Regions from separate parts of the Homo sapiens genome. Here region 1 is linked to region 2. Evidence: read pairs that join two places in POLR2A ChIA-PET (ENCODE). Cell type or tissue: OCI-LY7. All regions are shown on one strand. Links, peaks and the distances in the headings refer to the core of each region. The heading gives the core; the rest is flanking DNA. Region 1 overlaps CORO1C (coronin 1C). Region 2 overlaps SART3 (spliceosome associated factor 3, U4/U6 recycling protein).

Region 1 (4,394 bases), core at 101-4,100, 160 kb before region 2:
TTTAAGATATGAGCATCCAGTAATTTCATTTCCTGGTATAACAGTATTGCCAAATAATTAATAAAATTTTATTGTCTACTCCATATGACTAAGTAGTGAAAAACAGACTTAACAAGTTTGAACTGTCATACACAGTGTGTTTTTTACCAGTTGTTGATAAGAAAAGTAGGTCATCAATATAGAAAGAATGTTTAGAAACATATTCAAGGATTTTTTTTTTTTTTTTTTTTTTTTTTTTTTTGCGACAGAGTCTCGTTCTATTGCCAAGCTGGAGTGCAGTGGCGATCTTGGCTCACTGCAACCTCCGACTTCCGGGTTCAAGCGATTCTCCTGCCTCAGCCTCCCGAGTAGCTGGGATTACAGGCGCGTGCCACCACGCCTGGCCAATTTTTGCATTTTTAGTAGAGACGGGGTTTCACCGTGTTAGCCAGGATGGTCTCATTTCCTGACCTTGTGATCCACCCGCCTCGGCCTCCCAAAGTGCTGGGATTACAGGTGTGAGCCACCCCGCCCGGCCTCAAGGATTAATTTTTAAGTGAGATTGCTAGGTCACTCATGTCTATAAAAGTTTTGCGGTTGGTGTGAGACCTCTTGGGATTAATTTGGCTCTTTGAGTTGTGTTCTGCTCTTTGAAGAGAGACACAGAATTAAGCTTCTGAGTCTGGTCTCCTGTGGTGCACTTTAGGGAGATGGCTGCTGCCAGTGTTGTGAGTATGCGGGGGGGAGGGGGGGAGGGAGGAGGCGGGTCAGGTAGCGCCTGCCTTTGTCTTCCCAAGGGACGTTTCTTCAGCAATGCTTTTTCAAAGCTCCAGGGACCAAAAGAGGTGGTTGTGTTTATAAAGATGCTGGTGATAAGCAGAAAATTGGGAGATGTGGAGGGTTGTAAACATGTCATCCTTGCACATTATCTCTGTAATAGAAATATATATTTCTGTCATTGAAGAGCTAGAGATGATTTCGAAGTCCTTATATATTCTCACATTTTAGTAACTGCAAAATTTCTGTAGTGTCATTTCTATTATATTTTAAGTGAGTTACAGGCCTCATTATGGCATCTTTTAGTTCATAAAAGGGTCTCTCTTTAATAAGATGTGAGGGAATTACAGTTTTGTTTTGTTTTGTTTTGTTTTTTTAAGAGACACAGTTTCGCTTTGTCTTTTGGTATCAAGTTCAGTGGTGCAATAATAGCTCAGTGCAGCCTCAGACTCCTGGGCTCAAGGGATCTTCCTGCTTCAGCCTCCCAAAGTGCTGGGATTACTGGTATGAACCACCACACCCAGCCCAGTTTTAGGAATTTTATCTTTTGTCTTCAGGTTCATTATGTGTTACTGTTTTGCTGCTCATTTTACTTCTTGTCAGACTTGATTTTCGGCAGTCATTTTCATAGCGTCACATTACGCTCTGCAATGCGCTCACTGCTTTCTGCTTCACATTGCCAGTGAGTGCTTAGGTTTGACTTTAGGTGGTCCCCAACCAAGTCTCTTTGTAAGAAGTTCCTAAAATGAGTATAGATTATAAAATGTAAATATACGAGTGCTCTTCTTTGAAAACTTTAAAAAGTATGATACCTCTTTATTATACCTCACCTTTTATTTTTATTTTTATTTTTTTTGGGTATCACTGTGTCCCCCAGGCTGGAGTGCAGTGTCGTGATCTTGGCTTACTGCAACCTCTGCCTCCTGGGCTCAAGCAATCCTCCTGCCCTCAGCCTCCTGAGTAGCTGGGACCACAGGCATGCGCCATCATGCCCGGCTAATTTTTTGTATTTTTGGTAGAGATGGAGTTTTGCCATGTTGCCCAGGCTGGTCTCCAACTCCTGAGCTCAGCCTCCCAAAGTGCTGGGAATACAGGTGTGAACCACCGCACCTGTAATGTCTCACCTTTTAGATACTATCCTTGGGGTGTGTGTGTGTGTTTCTAGTGTTTTATGCATGCTCTTTCAGGTTGTTCCTCTTTTTTTTTTTTTTTTTTGAGACTGACTCTCGCTCTGTTGCCAGGCTGCAGGCTGGAGGAGTGCAGTGGCGCGATCTTGGCTCACTGCAACATCTGCCTCCCGGGTTCAAGCAATTCTCCTGCCTCAGCCTCCCGAGTAGCTGGGACTACAGTTGTGCGCCACCACGCCCTGCTAATTTTTGTATTTTTAGTAGAGATGGGGTTTCACTATGTTGGCCAGGATGGTTTCAATCCCTTGACTTCGTGATCCGCCCACCTCGGCCTCCCAAAGTGCTGGGATTATAGGTGTGAGCCACTGTGCCCGGCCCAGGTTGTTCTTTTCTTGGACAACTGAGCACATAGTCCTCTGGCTAAGCTAAGGATTTTCAGTGAGAAGTAAGATTTGCTTCCTTGGTCATAACAGATACCCTCTTGTTTGTCTCAGTACATTTGAATGCCTACAGCTGGTTTCTGTATTTTGATTTTTCCATTTTTACTCATATTTATAAAGTGTAGGCAAAGTGCAGTTTCACATTTAAAGTGTTACACAAACTGGCCAACTGGACTGGGGGCTGTCAAAGCAGCACCCACAGGACAGAGCTCTAAGTGCCATTGTTGGCTGATGTGGAGAAACTGAATTGTATATATGATTCGGGATTGATTGTTGGAAAAGTATGACAGTTCATGGGCTGAAAAGTTGGAACTGCTCCGTACTTTGTAGTTCAAGGTCACTGCATCTTTCTCAGAAGTTCTTTATCTTTGGAGGAGTTATACGTCTTCAGGCTGAAACGTGACGGGCCTGGAATTGATGAGCTTTGGAACTCTCTCCAGGCCTAGCTCTGTGAGGCCCGAGCCTGGAGGCTTCTTGGTAGATCTTATTTGCATTTTCTCTTTATTCTTAGAAACTTTAAAAACTAAATGATATTGAGTTATTGAATTGAAACAAAATGCATTTTTACTGGTATGCCTCATTCTTGGCATCTTACCTGTTACCTGGATTAATAATGATGGGATGAAACTATTTGGAAGGCTATGTAATACATGTGAATTTTTTTCCCTTAATTTTTACCATTCCTGGTGTTATAATCAATTGAACCAACATCAAGGCTATTCATACTTGCAGTCAGTCGGCCATGCTAAGTGGTCAATAGTTTTTCTAGAAAAAACATTTTTTTCAACAAGTCCATATCAGCAGTGGAATACAAATCTCTTTCAGCCAAAACTGCTGTGTATGAGGAGATCTGTTGTGTATCTGACATTTTGCTGTGCTTTATAGCAAATGTTGCATGTGGTCTTTTTTCTTCCTCTTTTAAAAACAGCTTCTATTAAAATAGGTAAGGCATGTTTTTTTTTCTTGGAATGTCTCATGTATGAATCTGTTAAAGAGTTGCATGCAGTAGAAATATGCAATTCGTTAGGTAAATTCTTTCTTTGAGTGTCACTGCTGGATTTAATTTAGAAAATTTGAAAAAGCTCAGCTATCTCATATTCGGAAATGATGATTTTTTTTTTTTTTTTTTTTTAAAGAGACATGATCTTGCTAGAGTGCAGTGGCATGATCATAGCATACTGCAGCCTCAAACTCCTGGGCTCAAGCAGTCTTCCTGCATCAGCCTTCTTAGAGACAGTGCCTCATTATGTTATCCAGGCTGGTCTTGAACCCCTGGCCTTAAGCTATCTTCCCACCTCAGCCTCCCAAAATGCTGAGATTGCAGGCGTGAGCCAACGTGCCCGGCCAAATTTTTATATTTAATCAGAGTACCTCCTATATTTGCTTTGGGTGTCTGCTCTCTCGTGAATGTGTATTCTATGTAGGCTTATATATTATTACATTTCCCACTTCCTTTTTTTTTTTTTTTTTTTTTTGAGACAGTTTCGCTTGTTGTTCAGGCTGGGGTGTAGTGGCACAATCCTGGCTCACTGCAACCTCCACCTCCTGGGTTCAAGCAATTCTCGTGCCTCAGCCTCCTGAGTAGCTGGGATTACAGGCACCTGCAACCACGCCCACCTGATTTTTTGTATTTTACTAGAGATGGAGTTTCACCATGTTGGCCAGGCTGGTCTCGAATTCCTGAGTTCGGGCAATCCACCTGTCTCAGTTGCCTAAAGTGCTAGGATTTACAGGTGTGAGCCGCCCTGCCCGGCCTCCATCTTCTTAAAAGGAATTTTTTACTGTTGGCATTGTCATTTAAATAACTGAGTTTAGGATATTTGTCTCCTCATCTGCTGTCTTACCTGCCTTTTTCTATTGAATAACACATCGGATCTCTTCTACATTAAAGTACCTGCCATACAGGTAACAGTGGCTTGGAGGAAACATGGTCTTTCCTCTAATGGGACATTTTAGAGTCTTGTGGTTGCCACTGGCTGAGGGAGCATTCTCTGCCCACTGAACGCTTGAGTAATCGACGCCCTGGAATGGTCTCAGCAAATGGGCTGAGCAGGATTTTGCTACTAGTAGG
Region 2 (4,394 bases), core at 331-4,330:
TAGGTGCTGCTCCATTCTCCCTTCCCTGCCTTTGATTGCACCAGTTGTTTTCTTTCCATCAGTCCTCTCTATTATTTCTCCCCCATTCTAGTACAGCTAGGTATAACACATTTTTCACATTGCTAGGGAGTTAAATCAGTTAGCAGATCATTTTGTGATTGGTTAAGTTTCCTTTAAAGCATCTATGTTGTTAATCCCAGCTACTCGGGAGGCTGAGGCAGGAGAATCGCCTGAACCCGGGAGGCAGAGGTTGCAGTGAACTGAGATCACACCACTGCACTCCAGCCTGGGTGACAGAGCAAGATTCCACCTCAAAAAAAAAAAAAAAAAAAAAAAAACTATGTCATTAATGATGTTCTAAGACCAGAATAGACCAGCATATGTACTCATTTATCAGTATAGATTGAACTATGTGGAAATAGCTCTTTTAAGTGCATTTCAGTATGTATTTAATATATGTACTTTCAGAGTACTTGTCCACATATAGTATCTTCATCATTTTACCCTAAAAATCAGAAGTTTACACCAAAAGCCACACCTTAAAAGTCAGCTTCTTGACTTTAGCGACTTTTATACCTTTTTCTTCTGCTGATCCACACATGGTGTTCATGTGAGGGGCACTTGCATGCATAGATATTCGTGACACTGACTAGCAAGTGCTCTCCCACTCCTGTTTGTGCTCCGCAAGCACACTCTATTGAGTTCAGACTGGTGATGTGGTGGGGAGAGCCTTGAATGTTCTTTAATGAAGAAAGTGTATCCTTCTCAAACTTCACTTCTCAAACATCCCAAACTGCGGTTACTTTGTGTGACACACTTGATAGGTGATTTTGAAACATCAGTGTGTCATGATAGCCCATTTAAGAACCAGAGCTTTAGCCCAGCTCTTTCATGGTACAGATGAGGAAACAGAACAAGTGGGGATTAGAACACTTGTGTCCTGATCTGGTCCAGTGCTTTTCAGCCTATCGTGTGATCATCGGATGAGTTCAGCTTCTCAGGTTTTATGAATCATAAGCAGGAGAACATTGCTAAAAGTCTTAAGATTTAAAACTTAGAGATCATGTTCTTATCTGTAATTGATTATTATCTTTTGGCATGTAATTTGATAAATACAAAGCAGTTCACATCATGTACAAGAGTTTCTCACCAGATGCAGTGGCTCACACCTGTAGTCCTAGCATTTTGGGAGGCTGAGGCAGGATGATCCCTTGAGCCCAGGAGTTTGAGACCAGACTGGGCAAGATGGTGAGACCCTGTGTTTACAAAAAATAAATTTAAAACATTTAGCTATGTGTGGTGGCATGAGCTTGTAGTAGCAGCTACTCAAGAGGCTGAGGCGGGAGGATCACTTGAGCCTGGGAATTTGAGGCTGCAGTGATTTGTGACTGCCACGGCACTCCAGCCTGGGTAAGAGTGAGACCCTGACTCAAAAAAAAAAAAAGAGAGTTTCTCAAAGTCACTGTTTTTCAACCTGGGGGTCATAGTCATAGGTTGTGAATTTATTTTAGCTGAAACAGCAAGTGCCACCTGAGCCATAGTGTTTTTCAACTGCATGGGTCTGTTTTGGGCTCTCTCTTCAGTTTGTCTATCCTGTGCCAATTCCACTGATTAACTTATTGCTAAGGCTTGCTATCTGGTAAGACAAATCCTCCTACCTGCTTTTTTTCTTTCCTTGCAGGGTGTTTTGGCTCTTTCATATAAATTTTAGAATTATTTTGTCAAGGTCTGTGAAAAACCCTGTTGGTTTTTTTATTTGAATTGCATTGAATTTATGGATTATTTAGGGGAGAATTGACGTCTTTGCCATAATGATTATTCTAACCCAGAACATGCATATAACTCCATTCGTCTAGGTATTGAATATTCTTTCTATTTTTGAGACATGGTCCTGCTCTGTTTCCCAGGCTGGAGTACAGTGGCATGATCTCAGCACACTGCAACCTCCGCCTGCTGGGCTGAAGCGATCCTTTCACCTCAGCCTTTCGAGTAGCTGGGACCACAGGCATGTGCCACCAGACTCAGCTAATTTTTACAGTTTTTGTAGAGACGGGGTTTTGCCCTGTTGCCCAGGCTGGTCTTGAATTCCTGGACTCAAGTGATCTGCCTGCCTCGGCCTCCCACAGTGCTGGGATTACAGGTGTGAGCCACCGCCCCCGGCCAAGTCTTTAATATCTTTCAATCAAGTTTAAAAACATTTTGCCATAGAGGTCTCACACATCTTTTGTTAGATGTATTTCTAGGTACTTTATAGTGCTTGATGTTTATGCTATCCTATTTAAAATTACATTTTAAAGCTTGCTGGTTTATAGAAATGTAATTTTTTTATTGTAAAAAACATATAACGTAAACTTTGCTATCTTATTCTTAAGTGTATGGTTCAGTAGTGTTAAGTATAGTCACATTGTTGTGAAGCAGATCTCCAAAGTTTTCATTTGCATATATACAACTCTACCAATTAAACAGCTCTCCTTCTCCTTCCTTCCCAATCCCCTGATAACTACCATTGTAGTTTTCTGTCTCTATGAATTTGACTAGATACTTCATATAAGTGGAATCATACAGTATTTGTCTCTTTGTATATAATTGATTTTTATACATTGCTCTTATTGCTTGTCACTTTGCTAATCTTGTTTATTATTTCCAAATGATTTGTTTGTAGATGAGTTTTGGTTTACTATACATTGATATCATCTGACCATAATTAACAGTTCTCATTCTTTTCTCTATATCTGTTTCTTTTCCTTGTCTCATTGTTAAAACCCCAGACCTCCAGTACAGGGTTAAATAGAAGGCAATACTGGGAAGTTTTTTGTGTTTTTTAAAAGGAATTTTAATGTATTATTAAATTTACTAAATATAAATATATAAATATATAATAAACAATATAATAAATATATAAATATGTTATTAAAATATATTTATTGCAGATTTTAAAAATCAGGTTAAGGAAGTGCCTTTCTATTCCTAGTTTGCTAATTCTTAATTTTGACTCATGAATGGATGTTTTAATCAAATGCTATTTCTTCATTGAGGTAATCATGTTTTTTTCCCTCAAATCTGATGGTGGAAAAATTATACTGGATGATTTTGTAGTGTAAAAACACCCTTGCATTCCTGGGATAGACCCAAATTGATCATTATGTATTGTTCTCTTTATACATTTCTGATTTTTTAATATTTTATTTAGGATTTTTGTATTAATGCTCTTGAGTGAGATTGACATGTAATTTATTGAATTCTGTGTGCCAGGTAGGTAAAGAATCTAACCAAGTCAAGGATAAGACATACAAGGTACTTATCCCATGAAGCCTTTAGGTCATGATGGAAATAAACACGATGATGAGATGGAAAACAGCTTGCAGCATATAGGGGGCTACTTAAGAAAGAGTGGCATAGGAGGGGGGCCGGGGGCGCCCTCTGAGGAAGTGAAGTTTATACCTGAAGTATGAAAAGGGGTGGCTAGGCAGAGAGAAGGTGAGAGATCCTTCTGGGCTGAAGGAGCAGCAGGTGCCTAGCCCTGAGGTTGGAGAGACGTTGGAATGTTTGAGTTACACGAAGCTGGCTGCCATGTTGAGAGGCCGGTGGTTTGAGATGTAGCTGGAGAGATGAGCCCAGCATGCTGGGATTGCACATGAGGCAGGGATTTGCAAATTGTTCCTAGGATACTGGGAAGCCATGGAAGGGTTTTACTATTATAATTAGTAGAGAAAGATAATGAGTTCTTGTTTAAAATCTAAACACTTGAACAAAACCCCGTAATCCTTCATATTTGTATTCTCTGAATGGTTGGTCCTTGTCCCCACTCCATTTAAAGGTTCACTGGCTACTTCATTGTTAAGATTTTTATCCTAAAGTTCAAGTAATCATATTCATTGGCTGTCTTTCTGTATTTTAATTAAATATCTAGTACCTGGATTATTAGGGTATGTTGTCAGATGGTAGAGTGTAATTTGAATGAAGTGTAGGTAATCTTTTATCTCTGGAGAGGGAAATATTCCTAAAATGTGGCAGATGTTGGAAGAGTAGATACTAATGAAGTCTTGGTGTACAGACTTAAATTATCCCTATATCCCAACAAAAGCTTTTTAAACAATTCGCCTTTTTATTTTGAGATAATTGTAGATTTCCATGCACTTGTAAGAAATAATAGAGATTTTTCGTGTACTTTTTACCCAGTTTCCCTCAATGATAACACTTTGAGGAACTATAATATGTAATAACCTGGGTATTGACATTGATATAGTCAAGATACAGATCAGTTCTGTCACCTTAAGGATCCTTGATGTTGCCTTGAAATTTTTCTCTTGTCCTAACATTTTGTGATGTTATATTTACATTTCACATTTAAGTGTGATCCATTTTGAGTTATTTCTGTAAGGCGTGAAGTTTAG

What was found. Peaks named below come from ENCODE experiments on the same cell type or tissue, not always from the same donor. Only the 100,000 strongest peaks of a DNase experiment are listed, where the experiment ranks them.
Region 1: POLR2A ChIA-PET joins it to region 2 with 5 read pairs; 3 of 35 experiments call an interaction of 5 or more read pairs at or near these places.

What each region holds. Positions count from the first base shown.
Region 1 is chr12:108,711,975-108,716,368 of GRCh38, reverse strand. The region is part of intron 1 of CORO1C (coronin 1C); the gene reads left to right. Among named protein-coding and RNA genes, the nearest start is that of CORO1C, 17 kb to the left of the region's middle. RefSeq lists enhancers at 1-620, 621-1,311, 1,312-2,002, 3,703-3,762. In OCI-LY7, for the core only: no CTCF peak of the experiment used is centred there; DNase peaks (open chromatin) are centred at 758, 1,948 and 3,768; H3K4me3 peaks cover 1,937 bases; H3K27ac peaks cover 1,401 bases.
Region 2 is chr12:108,553,151-108,557,544 of GRCh38, reverse strand. All of the region lies in intron 1 of SART3 (spliceosome associated factor 3, U4/U6 recycling protein), which reads left to right. Among named protein-coding and RNA genes, the nearest start is that of SART3, 5.8 kb to the left of the region's middle. In OCI-LY7, for the core only: no CTCF peak of the experiment used is centred there; no DNase peak of the experiment used is centred there; H3K4me3 peaks cover 523 bases.